Regions from separate parts of the Homo sapiens genome. Here regions 1, 2, 3, 4 and 6 are each linked to region 5. Evidence: chromatin loops called from intact Hi-C (ENCODE). Cell type or tissue: heart left ventricle. All regions are shown on one strand. Links, peaks and the distances in the headings refer to the core of each region. The heading gives the core; the rest is flanking DNA. Region 1 holds the start of RGS4 (regulator of G protein signaling 4). Region 2 overlaps CCDC190 (coiled-coil domain containing 190). Region 3 overlaps LOC127814295 (a long non-coding RNA gene). Region 4 has its middle 17 kb from the start of CCDC190. Region 5 overlaps RGS5 (regulator of G protein signaling 5). Region 6 has its middle 13 kb from the start of CCDC190.

Region 1 (5,094 bases), core at 654-4,653, 100 kb after region 5:
CTTCTGGGCCTCATCAAAGCAGGTTATTGTAGGCTCTAGCATGTTCCGGCTTGTCTCTTCCCTGGTGCAAGAATCCAGGTTCACCTGAGGGGCAAAGGCCAAGGCTTCATTAGACCTATATCCCTGTTGAGGATGCAAGCCTGTATGCTTTGTAGTGACTTGTAAGTGGCAGTGCACCCTCTGTATTTCAGAAGCAAAAAACAAAAGTGACATTGGGGTCCTCCTTGGCACATGTGAGAGAGTATGAAAGGTTCAGAATGAACCTTTCTGCTTTAGAGAGAGCAGGGCAAGATCTTCTGTTCTGTCTAACAAATTGGGGAGATTCATCAGAAAAATTCATGCAGGGAGGTTATGGTAAGCCACATGGATAAAAGAGATTTTTTAAAAAACTGATTTATTTGGGGTTGTCAAGATTATGATAGTCAGCTCCACTATTCTAGGAACCTTCACTAAGATCCAGAGAGTTCTCTGCCATAAAAGCTTACCTTTTTGGTCAGGTTGGCTAATGGGTAGAAGGAATAGATAGAAAGTTGGGTAGAGGGAATAGGTTCTAGTGTTTGATAGCACATTAGGGTGATATAGTTATCAATAGTTTATTGTATATTTTAAGATAGCTAGAAGAGGAGATTTGGAATGTTCTCAACACGTAGAAATAATAAATGTTTGAGATATGTATATAGCAATTGCCCTGATTTGATTGTTATCACATTGTATGCATGTATCAAAATATCACACATACTCCATAAATACGTACAATTTTTATGTATCCATAAAAAACCTACCTCTTTGGTTGCCTGGACTGAGATGAATTCATTATAGATCTTTTTGGCCTTGGGACTTAGTTTAGATGGTGATTTGATTTTCTTGTACTCTTCACAGCTGATCCAGAAGTCAATATTCTCCTCACTATATTCAGACTTCAAGAAAGCTTTGAAAGCTGCCAGCCCACCTATGATACAGGAGAAAGGACCACAGTTGTCATCACACTGGTTGGCCTCTTGGATATGCTATTTCACATAAAGCTGAGGTACTTGGGGGATAAAGCATGGATTCAAGCAATCCCTTTTTCCCCTGCTTTTTTCAAGTCACCTGGAGTCAGGTAACCCTAATCTGTGTTTGATATCCAGTGGTTCCCAGTTCTACCTAATGATTCTTACTCAAGTTGGAAGCCTCTTTCAAGGAAGTATTTTGCTTCTGAAATGCCTATGCAGCTATCAATTACCAAGGTCAATTTGGGAAAGAGAAACTGAGATTGATTTTGCAAGAAGGTATTGATATTTATCATTTTTTTTCTCTCTTCCGTTTTTCCTTGTGATGAGAGAGATGGTTTTCCACATGGTTCCTGCATAAACTTTTCATTGTATATCACAAAGCTCTAGGGCATATTAAAATTTTAAACAGACTGAATTTAAGACCTAAAGAGTCTCCTGAGTCTGAACATCAGAAAGAAGCCAGGCCTTGCTGCAGTTTCTATTAGACCAGCATAATATAACTTGTCTTATCCAGAGTACCTCATCCCAGGTTGCTGTCAGACTTACATTCATGACTAATCAGGTTTTCCAGTGATTCAGCCCATTTCTTGACTTCCTCTTGGCTCACTCTAGAAAAAATAGAGAGAAACAGAATAATTGGAATGCCATGGTAAAAAAATTGGGGCAAGAAATCTAAGATCCTGAATGAAGGCAAAGATTTTATTTTCCATCGTTATGACAAAATATGTTATTGATGAGGGCAGTTTTTCACTAAATGTATAGAAATTTCAAATGTAGTTATGATCTCCATGAAAATGGAGGCTATCTTGATCCAAATCTGGCTTAACTAGGAGCACAAGTTCCTTCTCACAGAACATCCCCATCATCAGATAGTTAATACTAAGTACATCTTCACCAAGGCCTTTTCTCTTACCTCTGGCAAATAACCACTTTGTCCTTCTTGTTGTGGGAAGAATTGTGTTCACAGGAATCAGATTTTTGCAGCAGGAAACCTAGCCGATGTTTCATATCTTTTGCACTGCACAGAAGAGAAAAAAATGAATAAATAGTAATAACCAGCTTTCTTTAAAAGATACCTAATGGTAGAGCTTGAAGAGTCCATTACTAGTCTATGGCTCAGAGACAGTTTAGGGAACGGGAGTTGGAGTTGGCATGACCTCTGAGGAAAACAAGATTCCTCTTGGTTCCCTATGACTTGCTACAAAACCTTGAGGCAGTCATAACACCATTTCCTTCATCCACAACTGGAATTCTGACCCTTCAGTTTACCTCAGAAACCTGAGAAGCCTTTATATGCCCGTCATTTTGACCAACCGAATATCTTTGGTATCTTCAACAGAACCTGAATCACTGAACACATGAGTGATCTCTGAGTAATTTTTAGGAATCAGAAAGCAGTAGCGGCAAAAGATGCACATCCTTGCTGCACGCCACCTTCTGGCAGGTGATTGCTATTTCCATCTGTTCCCCTGCTGGCAGAGGGAACTGTAGAAGCACCTCGGGAAAGTAAAAGTCTATTCAGTTCCAGCCATGTATGTTGGGGGGGGGGGGGGGGGGCAAGCAGTTCCTGCTGTGAGGTATAGAGGGAGAATACACTGAGGTGCACAGTTCCAGCAGAGGGAAATGGAGCATGGGATGGCGAAAACAAATGCCCAAGCTGAAACCTCAGCTTCTTGGGGCTTCTTTCTAGACAATATCTGCTGCTGCTGCTTTCCTTCTTAATAGCTACTTTAAAGGACATACACACTCTAAAGGGCATTTGAGGCTTAACAGCTATTAGGAGAAGCAGGCTAGAGTCATCACTGAGCTTCCAGTTTATTGCCACCATTTAATAGGTAGCCAGGGCACATTAGAGCTCCTGACTAACTAGAAAAAGGGGGTCTTTTAATAAGCCTTAAGCTCAACTCTCTTACTTTTTATTAAATATCCTCTTGCTTGCATCTCTTTTTATTAAAAAAGTCAAGAAATAGTTTAAAAAGAGAAATACCATTTTAAAAGAAATGAATAACTAAATGTGTCTATTTGGAGTAGGGAAAATAAAGCCTCAAAGATATAAAGACATTTAGGATGGCCACTAATACATTTATGTATGTAGGTTTTCCCAGAAAGTTTGAATTCCATTATGTTCTCTGACTGTCCCTTAAATAGTATTTTCTCTTCCTCGCAAGATTACTTTCCCTCCTCTGCTTCCCTGACTGATGACTGTTCAGGGGATGCAACATCCTTTTTGATTATAACAAGATACAATCCTGAATGTTAGGGTGATTCCAAGGTGATAATGTAAATATATCATGAAGTCCAAATAGAAACGAATTCATATTTCTATGTGCTGGATCCACCTGAGATCCTAGAGTTATTAATCAATGCAGGGGGTAAGTGTGCTTAGCAAGTATTCTTATAATAAAACCATAAAAATAAAAAACAAAATGACTTCAGAAGTTACTGGAGTCAGGAATTCTAGATTTGGTCCTAACTCACCCACCACCTATGTGACCTTGAGAAGGCAATGGCTCCTCTGGAGCCTCAGGCACTGGTGGTAAAGATGTTGGACTAGATGATTTGCAATTTATTGAGGAGGAAAGGGAAGAGCAGTTCATCCTGCTGACATAGAGTTTACCTCCTTAGATTAGCTGCTTAACTCTTTGAGGACAGAGCTCTAGTATTATCTTTTATCTGTTTTGCAAAATATTTACCAGAGCATAACTTTCTCCTGACACTCTTGTATTTTTGTACGGTTCATTTCATATGCAAGTTAAGTGAAGCTTGAAGTAATTTGCTCCACTCCATTCAGAAAATTAAGCGTGAAGGTCAGAGGAACTTATTTCATAGATACTCTCTGCCAGACCCTCCTGCTTCATTTTAAAGAAGCCATCGATACTTCCATACTCCTGAATGACAGAATATTTGGAAAGTAAATGTTTTAATAGTACATAAAAAATTATGTTTTCTGAGATTATTTCCAAAATAAAATTTGTGGTAATTTCTATTTGCAGTGCGATAAGAAAGCAGGTAGTATACCTTTAGGTTGACTTTTTACCTTTGACTGCAAGATTAAGTAATGTAATATGCACTCATTTTGTGTTTAATTTTCAACTGGCTAATATATGATCTTTCTCTGAATGCATTTCTTTATACCTTTTTTGAACAAACCAAAAACAAATGAATAGCTGTATGTCTGTAAGGTCTTTTAAAAAAATCAAGGGAGTATATTAACAAAACAATGTCTTTAAGATGAGATCTTCTACAAAACTATTAACTGATTTGTAATGATCAATATTTCTCAACCAAACTCATATGAGACACTTCAAGAACTAGAGATGGGGCAGAGAGATAAGGAAGATCTGGCTTTAAAACTCATATCTCATTGTAACATTTGCTTATAAGAACATAGAGAGTGAAAGTTACTGCACCACCACACGGAAAGCATAGTGCCTTTCTGATGATGGAGCCAAACCTCATTCTGGGGTACCTTTCCTGAAACAAGTTGTAGCATACAATCAGAAAGCCCAGAGCCAGGCTTCTATGTACTCCAGGGATGCTCAAATAGCAGTAGTAATCACAGATGGAGATATTACAGATCACTGTACATAGCCTCAAACCTCATCTCGCTTCTTAATTAAAACTAGCTTTCTTAGACCTGGCTTAAAGAATAGAACAGTTCTCAAAACTGAGGTCACACAAAACAACACATAAGGGCTGAAATTTGGGGAGCACATGTCTTAAGTCACAATATCTAGCTAGTCTTGGAGGAAAGTTAGAAAGTCGTGCTCTCCTGACCACACTGTTTCTAATTGCACAGAACTAGGTTAGTAAGTACAACATGTAAATAACTGAGAAAGTCTAGCCAAAAGTTTAATATGGTTAATGGCTGAAAGCAATCTTACCTCCTCAAGCAAGAAGCCGGCAGACCTGCAAGCCCTTTGCACATCTTATTTAACAGCTTGGAATTCGCAAGCAGGAAAGAAATGCGGCAGGAGGAGCTGTGGCTTCGGCTTTGAGCGTACTTTGCCTCTTCTCCGGTAAAGATATTGTCAGAATCCTCTGAGCGTCTTCCTGCTAAGCCTGTAGGGGTCTCTTTTATAGCCCAGCTACGACCGTCCAG
Region 2 (5,094 bases), core at 494-4,493, 320 kb after region 5:
AAGATGCTAAAACATCAACTCAACAAGTGAAAAGTCCACTTAGTCACGGCTGGCAGTTGCAAACTCACAGGTGGGTAGGAGGTCACATAATTGTGGTGAAGGAGACAATCCACTCACACCCAGTCATTTTGTTTTTGAAAACATTGTGCTTGCCAAGTAAAATGTTCAAAGGAAACCTCCAGGGGCTTAGCTGGTTTAAACCTCTGATCTTAGTGTTTCTAAATCCTCTTTAACATATACTACGCAAACACTGGAAAACTGCTTTAAATTTTCCATTTCCATCTATCACACCAGATCAACCTAATGTGTAATATACACCAAGGTTTATACACATTGGTTCTCTGAAAGCCCAGTTTGCAGAATTATTTTTCTTCTTCTTATATTAGTTTTCTAGGGCTGCCATAACAAAGAACTATAAACCGGGTGCCTTAAACAACAAAAATTTATTGCCTTACAATTCTAGAGTCTAGAAGTTCAAAATCAATATGTCAAACATGCTGGTTCCTTCTGAAAATTGTGAGGGCAGGCTCTGTTTCAGGCCTCTCTCCTTGGCTTACAGATGGCTGTCTTCTCCCTGTGTCTCTTAGTGCTCTCCCTGTGTGTGTCTGTGTGTTCTAAGTTCCTTTCCTTATAAGGACACCGGTAATATAGGATTAGTACCCACCCTAATGACCTCATTTTAATTTGATTTTCTCTGTAAAGACCTTATCTCCAAATAAGGTCCCACCCTAAGGTACTGGGGGTTAGGACTTGAGCATAAAAAATTTAAGGACACAATCCAACTCATAACACTTCTTAATTAACTCAAAGCAGAAACCATGAAGAAAAAGTTCTCCTCTTATTTGGGGAATGGATTTCAGAAGAGACCAGAAGATGTTCTCGTGTTCTCACCACAGGGAAGGCAGAAGCACAGAGCCCCACAGGCTAAGAAAATGAGGTAAGAAATGGATTACTAAACCCATGGGTATGACATTAAGTCTCTCTTCCCAAATGACCTCTTTAAACTGTTTTCCTGAAGAAATGCTCCGTTCCACTTCTTAAGTGAGACATTTTCCCTGCATTGTTACTACTCAGTTTCACCCTCCACCCCATTCCCACCTATATTACCTTGGCCGATACTGAAGGGGGCCACATCCTAATAAGTTGAAAGGTCTAAAGAAGAGCCTTTTTATTGGTTTTCAGAGATCTTTCTTTTATGTCCTTTCTCAGAGCATTGGCAACCCGTATGGCCCAAGACACATGCAAAAGCAAGTCCCAGGTGCCTCCTTCACATGATGCTGGCCTCAAAGACCCCATGAAGAGCAAAAAGCAGCCACTCTCTCAAAATAACAGAACTGCCTGCTTCATAAAAGAGCAACCACAAGCCCAAGAGAAAGATTCTGTGAATCCATCTAAGGACGTAGACCCCAGCAAGGGCATCTCTGTTCCATGCCAAAATCAAGAGGTTTCCACCAACACCATAGAACAAGGTCCTAGTTCCAGCCCAGCTAGTGATAGTGGAATGGCATGTGCTGATGAGACCAGATCAAAAGATGTTGCTCTAAAGCCAGATGGGAACACTGGAAAACAAATTCCCCCAAAACACATGGAATGTGCAGGAAGCTTCGAAGGCGAGTTCACAAAGCCAACCTTCTTAGAGTTGCTTTCAAAGGCCAGAAATGCCCATTATCTCCGGCACAGGGTCCCCCCTGAGTCTGAGAGGTTGCTTAGCATTGGAGAGATATTTGGGCATGGGGAATCCTCATCATCCAGGGCAGGAAAGGAGTGTGAAAACAGGGTGCCTTCTAAGTTTCTTCCTCTCTAACCGTTTAACATAGCCTGACAATAACATATGCCATTATTGCTAAGGAAATGTGTTCCTCAAATGACTATATTAAGCAATACAGAGAAAAACAAACAAACATAATTGAATTACAATTTTATTTTAAACTCCCTATTATTTTCCGGGAATATAATATTTCTTGAATGAACAATGCTAATATATGAAAAAGGAGAGGAAGAATGAATCTTCTGAAAATATTTTAAGTGATATGTTTATGATGTCATCAAAAATATGAATATATATTGATGACTGGACTTGGGAAAACAGTAACAGTCTTGCTTTCAGGGACTTCCTGTTTCCTCTAGGAGATTCTCATGGTGCCACCTGCTGGCAAAACGGCATAGCTATTCTCTCTGTTTTAGTTTGATATATAGTAGTGGTAGGAATAGGAATGTGATTGTAAATAGGTACTGTAACATGGTCTATAAAGAAAATCTGCTCTTTAACCACACCCACGTGCTCTCTTTGGAAGCCCTTTCCTTCCTTCCTTTATTTACAGATAGCTCCATTTTAGTTTTCACCCTCCCACTTTCAACCTGCTCATATCAAATTTTTTGAATCCTATTGAAAGAATAATGGACAATCTTTTCCCTCTCATATCTTCTAGAATCAAAGGATTTAAAAAACTTTTAATCATCTCCCAACATGCTGTCAAATGCATAGCAGACTCTATCAAAATGATTTCACTGTAAAATGAGAGGTACTAACATTGTTAACAAGCTATTGTTTCAAGTAGGCCTCTATGTCTTGGGCTACACTGTAAAAGAATCGATTAGATTTTGTTTCCCATCCAACAGACCCAAATATCACTCTAAAAATAAGTAGTATCATAAGTCATTAGAAAATAATAGCTTTTTGTTAATGCGTTTTAAACTTACTGTCTACCTAATGAAGTGTAGAATAAAATCATCACCACTTTTTATCTATACTGACTCTATCAGGAAAACCATCTTGCCCCGTGGGTCTCAAAGAAATCATGCCTCTGTGGTGGGTAAATTCAAATCTTCAGCCCAATAACAAACTTTAATTCCAGAAGAATAAACTTGAGGGCCTATTTCATCTCTGGCATCAATAGTTGATGTAACCCAGCCTGGGATATTTTGATGAAACAAGATTATTTAGCTCAGAAATGATAAAGGACCCCAACCTACTAATATTACAAAGGGCCTGAAATGAAGATTAATTCATATTTAATTTATAGTTCATTAAATATAAATTTGAAGTATATTTAATTTGAAAACATTTCATTTAATTCAGATTTAGAATTCCTTGTGTTTAAAAATAGTAATTCCTAATAGCTCCTATTTTTCAGTACCTCCCCCTATCCTGACACATTCCACACAGCATGCCAACTGATCCTCAAAACAATGCTGCAAAAGTTTTCTTTGCAAAATAGTTTTCTTTATCCCCATTTTACAGATAAGGAAATAGAGGGAAGAGTGGTGGTAACTTGCTAATAGATGGCAGACTAGCATTTGATCTCTCTTCTACTCAATTTCCTTGCTCATGCTCTTTCATTACACCACACTACCACCTATCTGAAGACAAAAACTTAGATCAAACATTTGAGAGTCAGTTTCATCAGCCCAGCCTCTGGCCTTCAATGGGGAGACAATACTTTATAGTGAAAGGAACACAAGAAATCTGCTTCCTCCAACACTTTCTTCCATGAAGCAAAGCAACAGAGGAAGGCAGGCCATAAGTGACAGAACTGATTGATTCACAAAAACTTAATTTATTTGCACCAGCCATGCCTGGGCCAACATGAATAGGCATACAACAATTAGAGAACCCCTTTGTAAACTGCGCAAGCTCTTTCCTAAAAGTTCTTTCTTCTTGTCTTCTACGCAAGCCTTGCCTATCGTCATCACAATTCTCCCTCAAGGCTGAGTCCTGAGTGAATGGTTTGTCACTGCTAAGTGGGTCTTTTCACTGTACTAGCTCTCACAGCGGGAAGGGGCCATCACAAGGCAGGAGGGAGCCAACTTCAGCCTAGTTCTCTGTTCCAGGTCCACCTCAATCCTGCCATCTACAGAAGTGAACATTCTGCATGTTCCTCCTTGCTATCTTGCTTGTGTCTTCATATACATCTGACAGACCCAGATCTGTCTGCACTTCTAAAATCAATATTTTAGTACATCCTGTTTTAAATAATATTCCATGCATCGCCAAAAAATTATACATTTAAAAATCTTCTAACCACCTAGATTTTATCTTCTTATCATTTAGTCTAATACATTTGCCTTCTTCGATACAATGGATGTAATACTCTGATTAGTACAACTTAACTCAATCAAAGAGAACGCTGCTGCATGGAACCTTTCTTGTGTAACTCATTAAATTCTAAACAGTTTAAATCCTTAATCCTGACGTGGCACACGGTGCTCTAGGATGGCTTGCTCTCGACCAGTCCATGGCCACTTTACTTATACCAGTGGTTCTCAGCTAGGAGCAAATGTGCCCCCTGTCCCCAGAAAACATCCAGCACTGTCCAGAGATATTTCTGGTTGTCATAACTGAGGTGAGGGGGCTGCCACTGGAGTCTAGTAGGTAGGGACCATAAATTCTATAATACATGGGGCAGCCCTCTAAAACAAAGAATTAACAAGCCCGAAACATCAATAGCGCCAAGATTGGAAACTCCACCCTGTGCCATTACATTAAATATTCACAGAACCTTCTGAGACAGAAAATCAGGGAGATACTTGCTGCCATTTTACAGATAAAGAAATTGAGGCTCATGATAAGTAAAATAGCTTTCTCCATACCAGAATGTGGATGAGGAACAAAGACCAGGGTACTCTTTTCCCATACTCTCCTCTCAAAGAAGATGGGGAAGGGCATGTGTCCGATGGCTCCTGCCCTCGTTTTCAGTTAAGAAATGCTTTCAACCCTACAAATACAAATCTTTAACATTCAAATTAGTAACACATGGTTAGAAGGGATAATTTATACTTCAATTTTGAGGAAACATTTTTTATTACATTCATTCATTCATTCATTCATTCAGAGATGTACTGGGGACAGATGATCCCTTCCCCATTTCCTCCCCCATGAGGAAGAAGGGGCTTTTGACTTGTTGCCTTAACTCATTCAATGGGAAAAGATTCCATTTTTCACCTACAGGCAGAGGCAGCTGGAAACTCCCAGAAGTAGAGGCTCAGTCTCTCTGGAGGCTACTGAAGAGCACCCTGAAGGGTGTCACAATCCTCAGTGTTGGGGGAAAGTTGGGTAAGTTTTTACCATGAACACTGGAGGGACCAGCTCCTCTC
Region 3 (5,094 bases), core at 533-4,532, 140 kb before region 5:
GGACTATCTTTATTTTCTTTGGCTGACTCTTCCTTATCCTTACTAATTTTTTAGGGCTCTTGCAAGAAGCCTTTCCTTGTTCCATAGTCTGAGTTAGTTGACTTTTCTCTCTGCTTTCTTGACATTTGTGGGTTCATTCAGAAAATATTCATTGAACCCTTATTTTGTGCCAGACACTGAGCTAGATACTAGAAATATAATAATGAACAAGCAAATATGGCAATAACCAATCTAATAATTTCCTGACAGAGTTTACATTCTCATAGGGAAAAAAGAAAAAAAAAAAGGCAGTTCAGTCTTATTGGCTCCATGCTTGATAATAGCTAGGAATTGAAAGGGTAAAAAACAAGTATTCTAGATAGAGGCTAACAATGTTTATGAAGAAGAACACAGTCTAGGAACTGAGAGATTCTAGACAGGGGTGGAGAGGTAAACAGGGACCAGATCATGAAGAACATTAGTGATGATGTCACAAAGTTTGGACTCCTTCTTAAGGCTAATAGTAACTTTGAATGGTTTCAACATGATTAGGTTAGTATTTAGATGATGAATCGCTACTCTGAGAAAAAGAACTCAAAGGGCAGCAATACCAGCAAGAAGGAAACCAGTTAGGAGATAATTGTAGTAATCCAGGGAAAGAAAGATGGCAGTTTATACTGGGGCATTGCCAGTGTGGATAGAAATAGATCTCAGAAGAATTTTAGGAAGTAGAAGTGGCAAAACTTGGTGACTGAATTGTGAGGGCAGAAGTGGGAGAAATCAAGGATAGAGTTTCTTAAACAAGCTTTGGTGAAGACAGGGACTACCCTATTTGCTGTCATGTATCCACAGCTTAGCACAAATCTTTATACGCTGGAGATGCTTGATAAGTACGAGTGAAATTTTCTGGCTTGAGTACCCAGATAAATGGGATGCCAGTCTCTGATTTAGGTAACACAGAGGCAGACTCACTTGGGAGGTAACTGGTGATTCAGTTTTAAACATGTCTAGCTCAACATGCCTGTGAAACATACACATGACAATGTCCAGATACATGGCAATTGGATGAATGATTCTGAAACTCAAAAAGAGAGGTCTGAGATGGATTCTTTGCATACTTACAAAAAAAAAGTTTATGTTATATTGAAATGATCTGTTTTGTGCCTGTCTCCACTATTATACAGGGCTGGTTCTTAATGACCTTTGATGCTCCAACACCTAACACCATGCCTGGTACAAACTGCACACTCAATTAGTATTTGTTGTTGAACTGAACTCCTTTTGAGACATGATGCGTCTAACAAAGTAATAGTAGTAGCCTCTGAGGAGGGAAACTAGCAGGTCAGAGTGAAAAAGAAATTTTCTTTTTGTTGAATATATTTTAGTTCTTTTTGCCTTTTCCTCCAATGTATTTCTATTTCCTGAGAAATAAAAAGATGACATAAAAAGTGTTCTATTAGATTTTTGTGGACTTAATACCGAAAGCAATATTCCAACTATGTTCTAGTCACTATAGAGTGGAATATTAAAATGCTATCTGATATTATATCATATTAGCTTTTTTTTTTTTTGAGATAGGGTCTCACTGTGTTGCCCAGGCTGGTGTCATCATAGCTTACTGCAGCCTCAAACTCCTGTGCTCAAGCACCACATTACGTTATTGATTGGTTTACAAATTCTATGGTTGTATTATTGATGCCATCATTCAATTCACTTATATGAATTATGAACAGTAATAGCAAGATGAAGTGAAATTATGAACACACATTTTATATTAAGGGCATGAGACAAAATCTTTGAAACTATGTACTGTATTATGCGATATATACAAAATCTGCAAAAGCAAACAAGTGTCATTGTTTTATACCTGCCTAATGTTTCATATGAGAGGAAATAATGATACGTCTCTCCTATCAGCCAACATTTCTAGCTTGCTGACATAGGTAGCATTTAATATGCAAAACCCTTTAATCACAAATATCAGAAAGCACATCTTAACTGTAGTTATAAATGGGTAAGTAAAAATGCGTAATGCTTTTATATATTTTTGAGTTAGTATTGTAGTGTATAATTTTATATAAATGGTTGAGGCCATAGATATTTTGAAAGTACGCTAGTATTTAAAGAAAATGGTAAATTCTAGTAACACTTTTGAATATACAGCATATTCACTGGGTGGCGCTGTTGCATTAGTGTTAACCTTACATAGTTTGAAAGTTTTATTTCATTTTCATTCATAAAAGTAAATTAGAGTGATAAACATTGAACACAATGTTCTGGATGAAAAAAATTAGATTCTAAATTTATTGGCATTAGAATACATGTTTAGAGCCCAGGGTTAAGAAGAAAAATAGCGTTGAATTCAAAATAGCTATCTGCTTTTTATTACCCTTTCATCATTACAAGCCTGTTAATCCACTTGACTTCTCAGCTGTGTTCATCTTTATTAGTGGATTTCAGAACTGAGCTGTACATTTGCAATACAGTATCTTTGTTAAGGACTCGCATGGAATTCTTAGTTTGGAACTATAAAGTACCTATTCTTTGCTAATTTGTGATGAGCTCTAAACAAGATCCAAGGAAGCAAAAAGTTGCTATATTAAACTCTAACCTCTCTAGTATCATTTCCCCAACTTTCACAGCAAACTCTATTATTTTAATATAGTTAGTATAGAGAACCTTAGGAATTATCAGCTGAAACAAATTAGATATTCTTAAAATTTTTTGGTCAATGTGACTTTTTAAAATTCAGTTTTCTTTTGTAGAGATGGGGTCTCACTATGTTGGCCAGGCTGATCTCGAACTCCTGGCCTCAGGCAGTCCTACTGTCTTGGCCTCCCAAAGTGCTGGAATTACAGGAATGAGCCAACATACCCGGCCTAACTTCAATTTTTATATTCTGTATATTTTCAATATTAGTATTACAATATCCAGTGCTATTTTTCAGTTATTTCAAATGAGTTAATGAGATTCTCAGGAAAAATACTGATCTTAATGTAGTCTAATTTTATTTGAATAGTTTTTGGGGCACAGGTCCTTTTTGGTTACATGATTGAATACTTTATTAGTGATTTCTGAGATATTAGTACATCTGTCACCCGAGCAGTGATTGTACTCTAATTTTTAATTAGTTAGTTATAACACATTTTAGAAGGGTGTCTTAGTTCGTTCAGGCTGCTGTAACAAGCTGCCACAAACTGGGTACCTTAAAAGCAACAGAAATGTATTTCTCACAGTTCTGGAGGCTGGAAAGATCAAGGCCCTGGCAGCTTTGATGTCTGGTGAGGGCTTGCTTTCTGGTTCATACATGGCATCTTCTAGCTGTGCCCTCGCATAATGGAAGGCATGAATGAGCTTTGTTGGACCTCTTTTTTAAGGGCACTAGTCCCATTCATGAAGGCTCCCCTGTCATGAATTAATCATTTCTCAGAGGCCCCACCTCCTAATATCACCTTGGGAGTTGGAATTTCAAAATATGAATTTTGGGGAGACACAAATATTCATGCCATAGCAGAAGGGGAATTTTTAAAAAATGAAACTCATAATAACTATCATAAATCAGAAAAATTTGGGGATAAGTAGGTTTTTTTTGTTGTTGTTGTTGTTGTTTTGTTTTGTTGGTGTTTTGTCACAGTTCTGGTGCCATGTTATCATTCTCATGAATTCTTTATGATAGTGATTTATATTGTCTAGAGTACATTTTCTAATATGGACCCTTAGGAGAAAATCACTTCTAAGTTCTCTATATCTTTTTCAAATCCTGTTTTCTCAAAAAGGGGTCTAAGTCTATGCATTTCTATATAAGTACCAAGTAATATTATCTCATTTCATCTTTAGTCTTTGGAAAAATCAGCTGCCAGTTTTTCTTTACTCTTTATTAAGCAAATTCAACCTGGTAAACACAGTTTGACCATATATATTCAAAATTATTACCTGAATATTGTTCCTAGGACAATCCATTAAGATAATTTCCATTTATACACCTTTATACAATATTTTATAATAATGATAGTGCATATTTGCAGAAGATGTACCAGATGCCAGGTGTTCTCCATGTATTACCTCATTTAATTATCACAACAACTGCATGAAGTAGTTTCTCTTCCTATTCCATTTATAAACACACACACACACACACACACACACACACACACATATATATCTTATTTACTTTAAAGAAAACTGGAACAACTAGCTCAAGGTCACATATCTAGGAAACCAGGAAGACAAAAGTTGAACCCAAGTAATTAATGTTAGAAGCTCTGTCCCTAGCTCCTCTACTGTGCTTCCTAATCTCAAACGCTTACACTGGTGGAGGCAGTGTTAATTTTTGTAACCTGTGCAGCAGACCCTTTTTATGTTCTACAGATTTTATCCCTGAATCCTTCTAGAAAGGATTGTATCCTTAGATACCTACTATTCTACCACTTCCCTACAGTACAACACAAAAGATATAGACCTATGAAGGGTTCCTCAGTTCTGTGGGGAAGGGTTTAGTTGGTTGGATACTTTGAATTTCTTTGCTATGCTTTGTTGTTCAAGGGATTATGTGTCTCTCTCCCTCCATAAGCCTTTGGGTGGGTTGGCAGTCTTACACAGACCTTCTAGGCCTTCAGAGATGCCCTACATATGTATTGTCTCATTCCTGACTCTATTTTATTCCTCTGGAAGCCTCTAGGGTCTCTCCCATCCCTTTCTTTCCTAGAATCTCCTATCACTCCAAAGAGAGAATAAAGTTCTCTCTCAGTTTTCTTCCTTTGTGTTAAATATTTCACAGCTTAGTGATTTGTTGATTGCAGTTGCCTCTAGTTCTGTTCATTGGCTAGGGCTTTTCTGAAGATTTTCTCCTAGAGTTAGTATTAACTAAAACAAAACACATTTAACCACATATTCTACCCTGAGGATTAATTTTTTTTAAAGAAAATAACTATTTTTCTGCATGAGGAATTTATAATAACATAATTTTGACATTATTTCTTTAGAATAAACCAGACTATGTTGTGTTAAGAGACATTTCTACCCCAATTGATATTGAACTATTTATCTGAAGTCACTGTTTATCCCCTTACCACAGCTCAGGTGTAACGTTATATGGGGAATTAGTACATTTTATTT
Region 4 (5,094 bases), core at 379-4,378, 300 kb after region 5:
GTTCAACCATTGTGGAAGTCAGTGTGGCGATTCCTCAGGGATCTAGAACTAGAAATACCATTTGACCCAGCCATATATACCCAAAGGACTATAAATCATGCTGCTATAAAGACACATGCACACGTATGTTTATTGCGGCACTATTCACAATAGCAAAGACTTGGAACCAACTCAAATGTCCAACAATGCTAGACTGGATTAAGAAAATGTGGCACATATACACCGCAGAATACTATGCAGCCATAAAAAATGATGAGTTCATGTCCTTTGTAGGGACATGAATGAAATTGGAAATCATCATTCTCAGTAAATTATCACAAGAACAAAAAACCAAATACCACATATTCTCACTCATAGGTGGGAATTGAACGATGAGAACACATGGACACAGGAAGGGGAACATCACACTCTGGGGACTGTTGTGGGGTGGGGGGAGGGGGGAGGGATAGCATTAGGAGATATACCTAATGCTAAATGACGAGTTAATGGGTGCAGCACACCAGCATGACACATGTATAGAGATGTAACTAACCTGCACATTGTGCACATGTACCCTAAAACTTAAAGTATAATAATAAAAAAAAATTCCTAATTAGAAGGGTCACATTTTTTTTTAGTTGTTAATTTAGACACCTGTCTCCTTTCCTCATCTTTGAGCTTCTCAAGGAACAGGATCATAGCTTATTAATTTTTGCCACCTTCGGTACAGAGTTTGGCATTAAGCAGGTGTATTTGAAAGTGTATTGAATTAAATTTATTGAAAAACTTCAACTAATAATAATACTTTTCATTTCATGGATGATAACTGTGTGCTAGGAGCTTTACTTGAATTGGTAAGTCTTTACATTTAAAATCATATATTTTTCTCCTGGCTCACAAGTTTGGCTCTCAGAAATATGAAGGAAAATGCTACTATAAACAGTTGAGGACTTAAAGAAAAAGAACTAATTGGAGAAGTAGAATTAAATACAAATATTGATCCTCGAGAGAGAGAGAAATGTAGGAAAAAAATTGTTGTCTAGAAGTTTATTAACACAAAAGAAGGTGATTCTGTGTGGTCAGTTGGGTCTTTAGGAAGGCTGGTTTAAGTCCAGAAAAGAGCGATATATAACTTAGAGACATGTCTAAAGAGAGAAGGAAGTCCTTCAAAATAATTGAAAAATAAGGAAGAAAGTAGATCAGCACAAAACAAACCAAAGTGGATGCATGTGGTGCTCCGAAGTGAGCTCCAGTTATAAGTAGCAGAAAATGAAAGAAGCTCAGTCACATCCAATGTGACCTAGGCTGCGAGGACAGGTATTAGTAAGGCCAAAGTCTGGAGCCAGTTGAGGCAGAAGGAAAACGCTAAAGAGAGCCACAGAGGTTCTTTCTCTCAGTGGGAAGAGGCTATTGTCCAATATTCAGATAGACAGAAAGGATAGTTCCGCGGCTTAGGAAGGGACGTCATCTTGACAGATAACAGAGAGAAGGAAGAACAACTCAGCTCTTGTTCACCTTCATTCTCTCCATTAAGGATAAGCATCAGCAAATTAGGAAGTGGAAAACAAGCATTTTCAAGAGGGAATTGATGACCAAAATGAGTGAAACGATAGTGAGAAAACCCTTAGCAAGTTAAAAGAACTCAAATCCCATGCCCAGGTAAATTTTATAATGACGGTCATCACAAGTCACATTTCTTTGGCATTCTATGGCTTTAAAAAAGTCCTTTCCCTCTGTTATCACATTTTATGAATTTAACGTCAAAATGGCTTCTAGAGTTCAGAATGAAGAGTTGACATGAACCTTTAGGCAGAACCCTCTAGAAACAATTTTTTTGACTGACACAGAAGAGTAGTCCTCATTTCATTTTAGCAACCAAGAAGAGAGAATTCAAACCCGTGGCATGATTTTGCCCTTTTAAAAAGTTTTTTTTTTAATGTTTCCTAACTTCCATCATGCAAAAAATAACTTCAGCTAAGTCATCTTAAGAAAAATGAAAACCCCCTTTAATGAAACAGCATGTTGTGGGCATTAGGAGAAGCAAATGTTACATGTAAAAGAAAGGTGAAGGAAAGGAGAGAGGTCTTACTTGTTGGGCCAAACAGGAGCTCATGCTCTCTTCTGACTTACCCCACTGAGGTTCATGCCCAGGGCCCAGACACTTCCAATGTCCTGAGTTCCTGCTCAAAGGTTTTGCGCACAGAGAGTGGTTTAGGAGCGCCACCCCATGTCAGACTCAGAAACTACAACAAGTTTTCACAAGTCCTGAAGAATCACTTTAACTAGACGTATCCAACTGAAATTCTGGCCATAGCCTAATTTCAAGCCTATGGTTATTTCCCTAGTCCATGCAACTGAATTCCAACACAGATTTAATAGTCTCTATTGAATGATTTAAAAAACTGTGCTAGGCAAAATAGAATCATGAGACTGGATGGTATCATTACCATGATGTTAAGTGACACTAAGTTCTCCTTTGACTATGCAAGTGGCCTAAAGATTCAGGTGTTTCAAAGTGGAAGCCCTCTCATTCCCTCACTGTCTTCCTGTCCTTTATCCCCCTCTCTGCAGTTCTCCATCCTCTCTTGGACCCTCCCCATCTTTACGGCCCATGCTTCAGGGAATAACAAAGCCTGGCCCCAAAACCCTTGTTGAGTCTCAACAATTCTGCCATCTCAAGCATCCATTGAATTTCCAGAGAATTTTCCTTGGCCCAGCATTTTCTGAATTTAGAGTCAGGAAATGATATGCATTGGTCCTAGGTATGAGGAGAGGAAGTGGACGATGGCTGAGGGTGTGTAGGTGTTGTAAAGGAGAGTGTAATGATGTGGGATGGGCTGTAGGTGTTTCCACTTTAACACACTCTCTCCATCATATTGCTTCCTAATTTACTTAAAATGGTAACACATTTTGCTCAATCAGACATTTTCTCCCATTGACCATACCGACTAACTTGCATATTCCTTGTAAAAACAAAACCTGCCTTTAATTCCACTTGCAAAATAACAATTCTGACTTTATTGTGTTTAAAGTAAATTTGGCTTCTTCTTTTCTTTAATTACAAATGGTCCCAACCATGGCAGTGCCAGAATTCCAGAATGGATGACCAAGGGCTGGAGTGGAATCCCTGGCTCTAGAACTTCTTTAGAAATTAACAGATGTGAAGGTAAAAGGTGTACAATCTTAAAGGGCTCAGGTTTCTTCTCAGCAACATCTTTGAGAAATAACCCAGTAGGTGTAGTTTCATGCCTTAGTCCATCCAGGCTGCTATAACAAGATACCATAAACTAGGCAGTTTAGAAACAAAAGAAACTTATTCCTCACAGTTCTGTAGGCTGGAAAGTCCAAGACCAAGGTGCTAACAGTTTTTGGTGTCTGATGAGTGTTTCCTGGTTCACAGATGGCCATTTTCCTGTGTGTCCTCACATGACAGAAGGGAGGAGGGAGTTCTCTGGGGCCTCTCTTCTAAGACACTAATCTCACTCATGAGAGAGAGCTCCACCCTCAGGACCTAATAACCTTCCAAAGGCTCCACCTCTAAATACCATCACATTGGGGATTAGGTTTCAACATACGAATTTTGGGAAGACACAAACATTTAGTCCATAGCACCTGAACTGCTTTCCCCGTGCAAAAGATGGAGTGAATGAGAATCGGATGGAAGTAAGGGGAGAGACACAGCAGTGAAGAGCACAAAAGCAGTAAATTCGTCTGCAGGATGTGGTGTGGGGGAACACTCACAGGTGCTCTGCCCCAGTTGCTTCTATCCTTTAAGAGCTTCAAATTCAGCTGTTTGCATTTCCAAGCCATTCCCAGGCTTCTCTTCTTTAATGGAGGGAAGACTCAATGAAGTTTGAAGCTAAGGGAATCTTTAATTTGCCAATTTCAGGGACTGCATCAGATAAGATCATAAAACGTAGGGTGGTGACATCAGATTCTCTACTCAGGATAGTTGAGTTCAAAGTTGGTCTTGGCTCCCTTGAAGCAAGAAAGAAGGTCAGGCTTTCTGGGGAGACCTGTAGGTTTTGCTGAGGAGTGGGCATGACCCTCCTCTCTGATGCTGTTGCACCCCACTCCCAGAAGATCTCTTCTGTAAGGTTCACAGGTGCTGCTGGTTGGTATCCTCCCCACTTTCTTTCCCTTTATCAGGTGCTGCAGTAAAACTCGGGATGCTTTGGAAATTTTCTAAGACCCCAATTCTTCTAAAGATGGGTTTGGCAAGAGGTAGCCTCTAAAACCCAGCTCCCAAGCATAAGAAGAGGATTTGTAAAAAATATTGGGCATAGAATGAGCATGGGCTGGCTCAGTTAAAAAAAAAAAAAGATAGGCTGAGACAAATGGGTTAGGGATAATAAAAAAGGGAGGTACCCAGTGGCCAAAACAGAAGCATTTCATTAGCAAGTTTTTTCTCCTTCGAGAGCAGGCAGAAGTACTTCAAAATGATAATAGGTTGATGAGATTACAATGATTTTTTGAACTATTTTTCCTAAACTTTATTTTCCAGATTTCTTGCAATAAACAAATCTCAATTTCATACTCACCAAATATTAAACATGACTATGAATAAGAGATCTTTTATATCAGTATTTATTAAATTTATTTCTAAGTTATAATGATTTCTATTTTCTACCTTTGATAGTAGGTGGCGACCAAATTTAACTTTTCTTTGATGATGGGGATATTGGAGGGCATGGTGTTCACTGATGTCAATATAATTTTTCATTACACAATACTTATAAAGAATCTGGAATCTGAATCCTTTTGTCACTGCTGCCATAACTAGAGGTGCATTTCCATAGCAAACATCTAATTCTAAGGCTAAAGAATTTTATTTCTCAAGCAAAGACATACTATTGGAAGGTTTTAATCAATGGAATGACGTGAAGATTAATCTGGTACTGTGAGAAGGGACCAAAGTAGAGAAATCAATTAGGAGTCCATTATCATGGTTTAGACATAAGGAATCAAAAGGAGGATGGCATTGATATTAAGGAAGAAATGGAAGCAGAGGATACTGTAATGAGGCAGTTAAGAGGGCTTAGTAATGGATACATGTATCAAGGGAAACAGAAGGATCAGTGATGATGACAAGCCCAAGGATCTGGAATAATGAGG
Region 5 (5,094 bases), core at 518-4,517:
CAAAGCATCTGATTTCGATCTCTATAGGGATAGCTGAGGCAGCTACAGCAGCCACCTTTGGAGCATGGTCTTTCTAAAGAGTTTGCTGACCACTGTTGAGATGTGAATGCTTGATTAGGTCAAGTAGCTGAATTAACTATGACATACATCATGTCATATTGTAGTGATTACAACCAGCTAAAATTTTTTATTTCATTGTTTTTCATTTCTTGTTTTGTATCTGTCTTGCCCAATTTAAACATAAACTCAATGAGAGGACCTTATCTTTTTTATTTCGTTGAAAATATCAAAACATATTATAGCGTACATCATGTGGTAGGCATTCAGTAAACATACTTTTAATTTGTTGAATAAATAAGTGAACAAAAGGAGAGGCTGCACAGGGTTTTCTTTTTCTTTTTTTCTTTTCTTTTTTTTTTTTGAGACTGAGTTTCACTCTTGTTGCCCAGACTGGAGTGCAATGGCGTGATCTCAGCTCACCACAACCTCCACCTCCTGGGTTCAAGGGATTCTCCTGCCTCAGCCTCTGGAGTAGCTGGGATTGCAGGCATGCACCACCACTCATGGCTAATTTTGTATTTTTAGTAGAGACGGGGTTTCACCATGTTGGTCAGGCTGGTGTCGAACTCCCAACCTCAGGTGATCTGCCCGCCTTGCCCTCCCAAAGTGATGGGATTACAGGCGTGGGCCACTGCACCCGGCCTGCACAGGCTTTTCTCTGTCCACCATGGTCCTAAGAAATTAAGTCAGCTTATTTAAACAAGAACCCTGGGAGACTTCCTAGTCTGTTACTGCAGGTTACTTGTGATGGTCCCTTACTGAAAATGAGCTAACCTGGGGTAGCTGAGGTAACAGCTTGAACATAAAAATGAAAAGAGTTGTTATTAAGACAATCTGCTGAAGGGAAACGTTAGAACATATCAAGAGTTGAAAGGGTATAATAGATAAACGTGCTTTCTGTGAATATATTTGACACAAATGACATTGTCAGTTCCATCTTTTCAGCCATCTTATAGTTTGAAGGGGCTTATTATGTAATTAATCACTAATATGAGTGAAAGCCTAAAACACTGCTAGGGAATGATTCACTTGTGTTTAGAAACAGAGCTTTCATTTCTGAAGTCATATCATAACACATTAATACTACTACTACTATATATTCCTTAGCATTTTCTTCACCTTTTTATCATTTGGAGCACCCGAGGAGTATTTCATATTAACTAACCATAGAGTCATTTTCCATCATGTATCATATATTAATTATATAAATCAAGTAAGAAAATAAATACATGTTTTAACATGATATCACACTATTACTAAACTTCTCTTTCATATGCTGTTAAAGCACAAGCAATGAGTGAATTTTCTGTAGTTCAAACTGAAGTAGGTAAATTCAGAAATAGGGTAGATGGTAGATGCCAAAATGATAGATTCTTTCCACCACAATCACCCGGCACTGCCTTTCTCTGCAGTTAAGAGTCCATCTTGATTTTAGGGGCCATGCTGAGGATCCTGGCAAGTTGAGGATTTCAGCCCCAGAACTGAGCCGACTTTCCACTAGCATATTCTTATACTCCCGCTAAGGGTTTTCAAGATCATCCATTACCCTGTCTCGGAGCCACCTACAAGGAGCAAACTCCACTGATATGAAGTTTTAAATGAGCAGCCAGGAAGAAAGCTGTTCCAGCTTTCAGCAAAATGCATTCTCCCTCTTGATAGGCCCGCGCAGGGACCCTCTGGGCCCTCTTCCCTCTGTCAGTCTCTGCTGGGTTCTACCTCTCAGATTAGTTCTCAGCTGCACGGAACTCAGAGGAGCTCCTCTCTCCTCTGGTCTCTAATCCGGCAAATGTCTTACTCTCGGCTGTGGACATTGACGGCTAGCGAGTGTTTTAGAAGCTTGTGTTTCTCTTTCCTGGGTATCTATTCCAGACATGTTCTTTTTAGTCCGTGGAAAGAAACCTCGTAGTGTTTCTTCAGAAGGAAGCAGCCTGGAACCAATCTGCTCTTTGCTCAGTTCTTTGCTAATGCTCACGCCTTCCCACAGCCAGCAGGGGGCATCTGCGACACGGATTTAAATTGCATTGAATTTAAATTGGATTATCCGATGTTAGGACACCTCTTTTGGAAATGTGTTGTAAAAATCTTGCCTTATGCTTCTCAACTCTCCTCCCTCTCTTCTTCCTTCTCGCTGTTCCTGACATATGTCTGGCGTCTACAGCGAAACCTGTTTGTGATTGCCGAAAGCCTTTCAACCACAGGAATAGCCTATGCCCCAGGGCTACTTCTGTTTCTTTTAAATCCTGAAAAATTATGGTCTTATAATTGATTCTTTTCAGATTGCTAGTGATTGCAATTATCCTCCCTGCCTCTTCTCATCAGCATATGTCCTATATAATATGAGGAACTAAATGCCCCACTTGACCATTCTCAATCTCTTTCAAGGACAGAAATTGAATTCACTTACTTTATAGTGCTTATAGTCATTTAATGGTGTTACCTCTGTCCAGTTAGCAAATTAGAGACATCTTAGTCCTCCGTGACTCATTCTAAGCTGCACTCCAATATTTCACCTACTCCACCCCAAAATGCAGCTTTACTATAACCTAGCAATTCAGTTCATTCATTCATTTGCTCATTCATCAATTTACATGGCAAATCTTTATTGAATGCTATTAAATGCCAGGCCCTGTGCTAAGTGCTGAAGCTGTAATTGTGAACTAAACAAATGTTCACTCTGCTCTTGGGGACCTGACACTTTAATGGGAGAGATAGACAATATTCGCATATACATATACATATGGAGATATAAATGCCAATTGAAAAATGCCATGAATGGAAAATTCAGAGGGCTCTGAGGATATATTAGGAGCAGTTTTTAGGTATATAATATCTCCCATTGCACATTGGGAAGTTAGGGCTCCTTGAGGTTACAGTCTATGTTTGTTTGTTTGTTTATTTATTTATTTAGAGATGGAGTCTTGCTCTGTTGTCCAGGCTGGAGTGCAGCGGCATGATCTTGGCTTACTGCAACCTCCACCTCCTGGGTTCAAGCAATTCTCTGCCTCAGCCTCCCGAGTAGTTGGGATTACAGGTGCCTGCCACCACGCTTGGCTAATTTTTTTTGTATTTTCAGTAGAGATGGGGTTTCACCATCTTGGCCAGGCTGGTCTTGAATGCGTGACCTCATGATCCACCCACCTCGGCCTCCTAAAGTGCTGGGATTACAGGCATGAGCCACTGTGCCAGGCCTACGTTCTTTTGTTTTTATACTCCACCTACCTTCATCAGTGATTGGAAAAATATCTGCTATACAGTTTACATATATGTGTTTTATATTCAATTGTTCCAAGTGTCTCTGAAGCGAGAAACAACTCTGTAACCCTTGAAACACCTAGTATAAGATTTTATATATAATTGGTTCTTCACACATTCTGGTGGAATATAATTGTATTTCTCAAAATTTAACCATGTTTCTGTTTTTAGTGATTGCTTGTGCTGGTTTTCCACACTTATGCATCTTAAGGTGATAACCCATTAAATTCACGCACTAGCAGGAAGGACTGAGGTGGTCCGTGGCCTTTTGAGTTTTGACTTCCCAGCCAGCCAGCATACCCACACAGGGAGCAGATTTAAAACTGCAAAGCCCCAGAATTATTCAAACCGTTTTCAGTTTGGAATCACTAATGTGAGTCATCTAGACAAAGAATTATCTTCCTCTGAGCCTTTAATTAAACTTTAACTCAAGCATTTTCAATTGATTTTATTTCAAAACAAGTTTTTCTTTGTAAAACAAAAGAATAACAAGAGGAGGAAGAGAGATGACAGGAGATAAAAATAGTTTCTTGTTAATGAGCATTAATGTAATGTGGCCAGGAAAAAATGTCTAGTGTGCAGTCAAATAGAGCCCGAGACCAAGCAGGAAATTGTAAACAAATTAGAAAATTATCTTCTCTGGATGGTGTTGTTTTTGATGCCAAATTAATGTCAGATACATTCAAGTTTATCTATAAAGGGAAAATAGTTTGGTAAGCTGGAGCTATTGTTTTGTTTGAATTTTTCATTTGGTTTGTTTTATTTTCATATGTCTGTGAGGCTATGGTAGGGAGGAAAGGGAAACGGGGGATGAAATAATATTCCAGGGATTCTTGAGGAGTAAAACAAATCTAACATTATTTAGTCTTGTGAAAAGAGTGCAATGTTTAAAGTGATTTGAACTTCAGCATTTCTCAGCTCCTCGGCCTTTAAACTTTACTGTTGTATGAGCAGAAATGCAATAACATTAGTCATTCCCTGAACAATGAACTCCTAATTAAATTTAATAGACTTCACAACTTAAATACTCTTAACTTTATAATGCTCTATACTTGAGCCTATACCAAGCCAGAAACTGAAGCCATAGAAAGAAGTGTTTTCCAAAGCACTGAATATCTTTTCTCCCTTACATTTCCAGGGCAAATATGAGGAAAAGAGTAACCTGATGTTCTGGTATGTTAGTCTGCTCTGAAGAAATGGAATACGATTTTCTCTTGGCAATGTTATAAATGATAGTTGATTTCTAGATCATTCCACAAAAAACTCTATTTAAGCAGTGATATAGATAAAATAGTAGTAGGGTACTGATTCATCCTGGTTTTAAAAGGATTTTGTGGTATGTCTTGAGCATTTAACTACCATTTATAAATGGTGTTTTCACAGAAAATGCATTCTGAAATAGTAAAAGAAAATGTGAGATACATTGTGTTCATATGATAGGATGCCACGTCTTTAAATACAGACAGTTTTTGAAAGGCGCTTTTCAATAGTTTTATCTCTTGTTTGTTTTCATACCAACTTTGCTGCAAGCTAGGTACTGTATAGAGGTCCCTCCAACATCCATCCCTCTATCTGGAAGGGAAGCAGAGTAACTTCTTTGAATGGGCTTTCTGCTGTCTCACATTTCACCCTCTTGCAGTACAAACTACTTTTACATCCCTTAAAATAACACGCACCCACCCTTCCCTCTGGAACGCTCATTCTTTTCTAGCCCAACTGACTGACTGCTGCTCATTCTCTAGTTCCACATTTGCCTCCTCTGAGAAGTTCCCCCTGATCTAC
Region 6 (5,094 bases), core at 364-4,363, 330 kb after region 5:
TAATGTAATTAGTTAAATTATTTTGAACTACTCAAGTTTAATCCCATTGAACTGGTTGCATGAAACTGGGCAATGAGGAAACCTTCCTGGTAAAAGGAAAACACATATAAATACACATACAAAGACCCCAAATACACATAGCACATTTTGGTTAGAATCAAACTGAATACTCGCATGGACCCTCTCAACTCAAAATTATTAATAAAAATAAATCTTAGTTTAAAAAGGAGTGATAAAATGTATACATGCTGTATATAAAGATGTTTATGCAATTCACTACTGGAAAAATTTTTGAACACTCTTGCTGAGGACTATTTGTTCATAGTGAGGTGGAAGAAATGAGACAAACAGCATAGACCAAGTGTTCAAAACTAAAGGACAAGAGCTAGGACTGCCAAACCAAGTGACCGATCCAGCTGTGGATAGAGAAACAGAAAGTGAGCAAGCGTCTGCCTGCATCACTGAGACCCTTAGCCTACTTCCCTCCTGGCTTCCCCTGGAGCTCCAGCAAGTAGGATAGTATGAGCAGAATAATAGTGATGCTAGTAATTATTTTGATATTATTAAATGAAAGAGCAGATATAATTTTACAGAAGAGGTATAAGAATTCATATTTGAATGATATTTTTTCTTAGAGGATTTTCCCCTCATTTTCCTTAGGGAGTACACACTCACACAGACATTCAGACCCACAACACTCTTTTTAAAAATGGCCATAAAAAGAAGGTGCCCCTGAGGACTCAGATGGTAGTTCACTACAAGCGCTCATACCCGCAGTATGCTAGCTATCAGTATGCTGGTGGGAGGTGATCATGTTTCAGGGAACTAAGGGTGAATGGCAGCCCTAATACAGTTTTTTAAGTCCCAGCAAATTTTGTTAAAAACATTTGGCAGAGTCTTTATCCAGGTCCATCTGAAAAATACAAGCAAAATGAAGTATAAGTTGGTGTGATGGATAATATTAAGCATCAACTTGACTGGATTAAAGGATTCAAAGTATCAGTCCTGGGTGTGTCTGGGAGGGTGTTGCCAAAGGAGATTAACATTTGAGTCAGTGGGCTGGGAAGGCAGACCAACCCTTAATCAGGGTGGGCACCATCTATTCAGCTGCCAGCACAGCTAGAGTATAAAGCAGTCAGAAAAATGTGAAAAGACATAGCACATTTTGGTTGGAATCAAACTGAATAGACTGGCCCAGCCTCCCAGCCTACATCTTTCTCCCGTGCTGGAGGCTTCCAGTCCTCAAACATCTGACTCCAAGTTGTTCAGGTTTGGGACTCGGACTGGCTCTCCTTGCTCCTCAGCTTGCAGATGACCTATTGTGGGATTTTGTGATCGTGTAAGTTAATACTTAATAAACTCCCCTATATACATATATTATGGGGATATATACATATATACATAAACACATATATGTATATCCTATTAGTTCTGTCCCTCTAGATAATCCTGACTAATACAGTTGGGTCCCAAAATAAAGAAAAATAAAATTAATTAAGTTTGGACTAAAAATGACATTTGGCATAGTCTATAGGAAGAGAATTAAAAATCTAGACAGAAAGAGATCAGCAAGATAAGGCAATTCTAGGAATCACAGGGAACTTAAGAACATGTTATCACATGGTTCTAACTCCATCCCTTACCAAACCAAGTGGGACTTCTCTTAAACAGAAAAGCTGGCACGTCTGAGCTTTGCTGCCCCCGAATATCTTTGTTTCTGTAGCAGAAGCACTAACAACTGGTGTCATGACCAAATAGAAAAAAAAAAAAGTCCCTAATACAGGTTTTAATACCAAGCCTTGACAGGGACCTCAATTCTAAAATCAAGACTTTTCCTTAATTGTCCCTGCAGCGATAAGGTGAGAAGCTTTTTCTCATAACAACTGATTCCCAAGGGTCCTTCTTTCATTATTGAAAACCTATACAGACTTTCCTTTTGCCTCATAGCTAACTCTCCAGGGATGGAAAATAATTCACGCTCAGGAGAATGTACTTTGGCTAAGGGCAATCAGAATCCCTAGGTGGAAAGTTCTACAGCTTACCCATACTTTGCCATTTAATCCTAAATATCACTAAAAAAATTAACAAAACTTTACTTAGTAACAGAAATAACTATCTTATTTATACTAGTGGTTTTGGGGTTTTTCCATAGGATATTGGAACTGGTGGAATTTTGGGAGTTAACCAGCTTAACCCCAGTTCAAAGGTATGAAGTGACTTCTTCAAAACAAACCAAAATGAACACACTTTCCCACCAAAGAATATTAGTTTAGAATTGAACGTTTGTTCACCCTGTGTAAACCAATGCTGCCCCCTAGTGGCGAAGGTGGCAAGTTCAAGCAAGTCACCTTGAGGGCCAGGAAATTAGTAATTAGGCTAATATAATTTCCCAAAGAGCATTGCAAAAGATCTTGTTAGGTGCTGTCAGAAAAAAAAAAGGACTCTGGGTTAAAATAAATTTGGAGAAACCTGGGTTAAACAATGAAAACAAATTTCTCTATGAGACTTCTCTAAGCCTTTAATATGCTAATGTCACTGTGACTGTCAAGGGGGAAATCACACCACACTGAATTCCCCCAAATAATATGACCATGAAAACTTTGTCCATAAATCATCTCCAGGGACTATTACAATCCACAAAGCACACTTTAGAAACACTTTCCTGGAATGAAAAATAGGTTAAGAGAGGCTTTTTATCTTTTACAGGTCAAATAGTCAGCAAAGACCTCATAAATTCCAGAGGGCAATAGCAGGAATGACATTTTCCTTAGAAGATATTTTCCTCCATTTTTCTTACAGGTATTCCCACATATACATGACATACACCTGTTCACAAGTGCACACATACACACACAAACATTGCCACACCCTCACTCAAAAATATTGTTAGAATTAAATGGAAATGTTAAGAAACTGGAGAAATATCTGTGGCTGTTTTGGCTGGTTCATCTGTGTTACATGTGTTCTCGGGGGTAGTCTTTGCTTCATTTTACAGGTAAGAAATCTGAAGCTTAAAGATTTTGAACTTCAGAAGTCCAGCAAGATCCTAAACAGGCAGCAAGTACTGAGCTGGGGACCAAGCCTATTTCTATCTAGCTCCAAGGACCCTGTTCTCCCCACTACATTATACCGCCTAGCTTGCATCCATCCAAAAGTTCAACAATGGCAACAAAAGTGCCCGCTGATGCAGGCACTGTGCTTGGGGCTAAGGGTGAACACATATCCCACACAGTGATCTTGCTTGCCGTCTAGTGGAATCAACAGGCCCCAAAGCAAATTAAACAAAAATTGGTGTTACAGTCACGGTCATTACCTATTTCCTCACGTCTACCGCAAATGATAAACATCGGTCATGGTCATTCTTTCTTTCTTGCCAGAGGCTTGTTTAGAAAAGAGCAAGTGACTCAATCCTTCTCAGTTAGACATGAAGGGAAGTCTCCTGAAGACTTCTGGGAAAGACATTCCCATTCCTAAGAAATAGACACAGAGAAAACAGTTGTTTCCATCCTTTAGACACTGTCCTATCTGGATGTGACTTCCTAGATGTTGCTTCTGGAATATCTGCTACAGCCATCCTGCTCCAGTGGGAGGAGGAAGCCCAGGGAGAGATGAGCAGGAGATAAGCTGCTGAGTGGATGTGCTGAAGAGCTGGAGAAGTGGGAGATTCAGATAATGAAAAACTTGATATTGAGGGGACTACAAAACTGACCGTCTAAACCAGAACACTTCCAAGAGTGAAAAGGGATGCTACTAATAAATAAACTGAGGCCGGGCATGGTGGCTCACAGCTGTAATCCTAGCATTTTGGGAGGCCGAGGCAGGCGGATTGCCTGAGCTCAGGAGTTCAAGACCAGCCTGGGCAACACGGTGAAACCCTGTCTCTACTAAAATACAAAAAATTAGCCGGGCATGGCTGCGTGCACCTGTAATCCCAGCTACTTAGGAGGCTGAGACAGGACCCCAGCGGCGGAGGCTGCAGTGAGCAGAGATCGGGCCACTGCACTCCAGCCTGGGTGGCAGAGCAAGACTCCATCTTCAAAAAAAAAATCAAAAAAATAAATAAACTGGGACAAGAGGCATACAGTGGAATAACCTACTTACATACTATGCTGATCAGTCTGGACTTTGTCTGGGCCTGGCTACTTCAGAACTTTTAAAAGGTTAGAGCCACTTCTGGATTTTATATATATCTTTCTGGCTGCTATAGAGAGAAGGGCTTCCAGGGTAGGCCAAGAATCAGGGGATAAAACTGTAGGTCTGGCTAACATGAGAGAGGTTGAGGGACCCAATGAGGTCAGAGTGGTGTAGATCAAGAAGAGGGGAAGATTAGAAAAACGTTCAAAAGGAAGAACGTGGTGGCTGCCTAGGTCTGAAGAAGGAAGGTAAGGTGGGATTCCGGTCCCTGGCTTGGGCATCTTCATGAAAGATGAAGCCATTTCCAAGAACTTGGAAAACCCAAGGAGTAATGGCCCTCCCCTCTTGCTGGGAAGACCCTGGCAACCAAACTTGGAAGGCTGCGGGATGCTAAGCTCACTGGACCTGCTGCATGGACTTGTACATAAGATGCTATCTTGATGTAGAAAGTAACTTGGGGGTTGGGAGAACTGTGCTAGCGCTCTCAATCTTTCTGAAAGAGATTAACAATTAGAAAAAAATTTGAAGAAAGAGAATTAGACAGTGGCTAGGAGTCCAGTAGAAACTGTCAACAAGAGGAGATAGAGGGCAATATATTGCGATGTGTCTGAGGCACAGGACACATCAGGGAGACAAAATCTTGCCCTTGGCAGGAGCTACTTCATGCCTGGATTTCTAGGCACTCCTATGTTTTGGCTATAGTCAAATCATTCTCTTTCTTCCAAGAATCAATCTCTCTCTCTCCCTTTTTTCTCTCCTTGTTATTTCATCAGTTTTAATACAACTAGGGGGAAGGCTGAATTTTATTAAGCATTCTGATACACAATTAAGATAATATATGCAACATGTTGGTTGCTGGCCAGGGGCTAAAACACCCACTGCTGTATTTCTTGAGAATCATTCATTCAACAAATATCTGTATTGAACACCATTCTGTGATTGGTGCTGTTCTTTCATTAC

Evidence for each region. Peaks named below come from ENCODE experiments on the same cell type or tissue, not always from the same donor. Only the 100,000 strongest peaks of a DNase experiment are listed, where the experiment ranks them.
Region 1: it touches region 5 in a loop (6-fold over the local background); 75 of 110 quality-filtered maps call a loop at or near these places.
Region 2: it touches region 5 in a loop (8-fold over the local background); 61 of 110 quality-filtered maps call a loop at or near these places.
Region 3: it touches region 5 in a loop (11-fold over the local background); 54 of 110 quality-filtered maps call a loop at or near these places.
Region 4: it touches region 5 in a loop (12-fold over the local background); 75 of 110 quality-filtered maps call a loop at or near these places.
Region 6: a loop joins it to region 5, with 9 times the contacts of the local background. A loop is called at or near these places in 58 of 110 quality-filtered maps.

Annotation. Positions count from the first base shown.
Region 1 is chr1:163,069,311-163,074,404 of GRCh38, reverse strand. It overlaps RGS4 (regulator of G protein signaling 4), which reads right to left and starts at 5,044. Exons shown (of 5, transcript NM_005613.6): 1 at 4,877-5,044; 2 at 1,906-2,010; 3 at 1,539-1,600; 4 at 783-949; 5 at 1-84. The coding sequence starts at 4,920. It overlaps LOC124904446 (a long non-coding RNA gene), which reads left to right and starts at 949. Exons shown (of 2, transcript XR_007066703.1): 1 at 949-1,027; 2 at 1,128-1,407. In heart left ventricle, for the core only: a CTCF peak has its summit at 2,418 (motif pointing left); no DNase peak of the experiment used is centred there; H3K4me3 peaks cover 3,107 bases; H3K27ac peaks cover 553 bases.
Region 2 is chr1:162,851,475-162,856,568 of GRCh38, reverse strand. CCDC190 (coiled-coil domain containing 190) reads left to right here. Exons shown (of 4, transcript NM_001394065.1): 3 at 814-937; 4 at 1,210-5,094. The coding sequence ends at 1,804. Among named protein-coding and RNA genes, the nearest start is that of CCDC190, 7.2 kb to the left of the region's middle. RefSeq lists an enhancer at 1,996-2,290. In heart left ventricle, for the core only: a CTCF peak has its summit at 2,151 (motif pointing left); no DNase peak of the experiment used is centred there.
Region 3 is chr1:163,313,040-163,318,133 of GRCh38, reverse strand. All of the region lies in intron 2 of LOC127814295 (a long non-coding RNA gene), which reads left to right. It also overlaps a transcript of RGS5 not described here. Among named protein-coding and RNA genes, the nearest start is that of NUF2, 6.4 kb to the left of the region's middle. In heart left ventricle, for the core only: a CTCF peak has its summit at 2,137 (motif pointing right); no DNase peak of the experiment used is centred there.
Region 4 is chr1:162,875,297-162,880,390 of GRCh38, reverse strand. No RefSeq gene overlaps it. Among named protein-coding and RNA genes, the nearest start is that of CCDC190, 17 kb to the right of the region's middle. In heart left ventricle, for the core only: a CTCF peak has its summit at 2,217; no DNase peak of the experiment used is centred there.
Region 5 is chr1:163,171,949-163,177,042 of GRCh38, reverse strand. All of the region lies in intron 1 of RGS5 (regulator of G protein signaling 5), which reads left to right. The region is part of intron 2 of RGS5-AS1 (RGS5 antisense RNA 1); the gene reads right to left. Among named protein-coding and RNA genes, the nearest start is that of RGS5-AS1, 13 kb to the right of the region's middle. In heart left ventricle, for the core only: CTCF peaks have their summits at 1,850 and 2,053 (motif pointing right); a DNase peak (open chromatin) is centred at 2,052; H3K4me3 peaks cover 1,355 bases; H3K27ac peaks cover 2,210 bases.
Region 6 is chr1:162,845,258-162,850,351 of GRCh38, reverse strand. No RefSeq gene overlaps it. Among named protein-coding and RNA genes, the nearest start is that of CCDC190, 13 kb to the left of the region's middle. In heart left ventricle, for the core only: CTCF peaks have their summits at 2,119 and 2,326 (motif pointing left); a DNase peak (open chromatin) is centred at 2,301.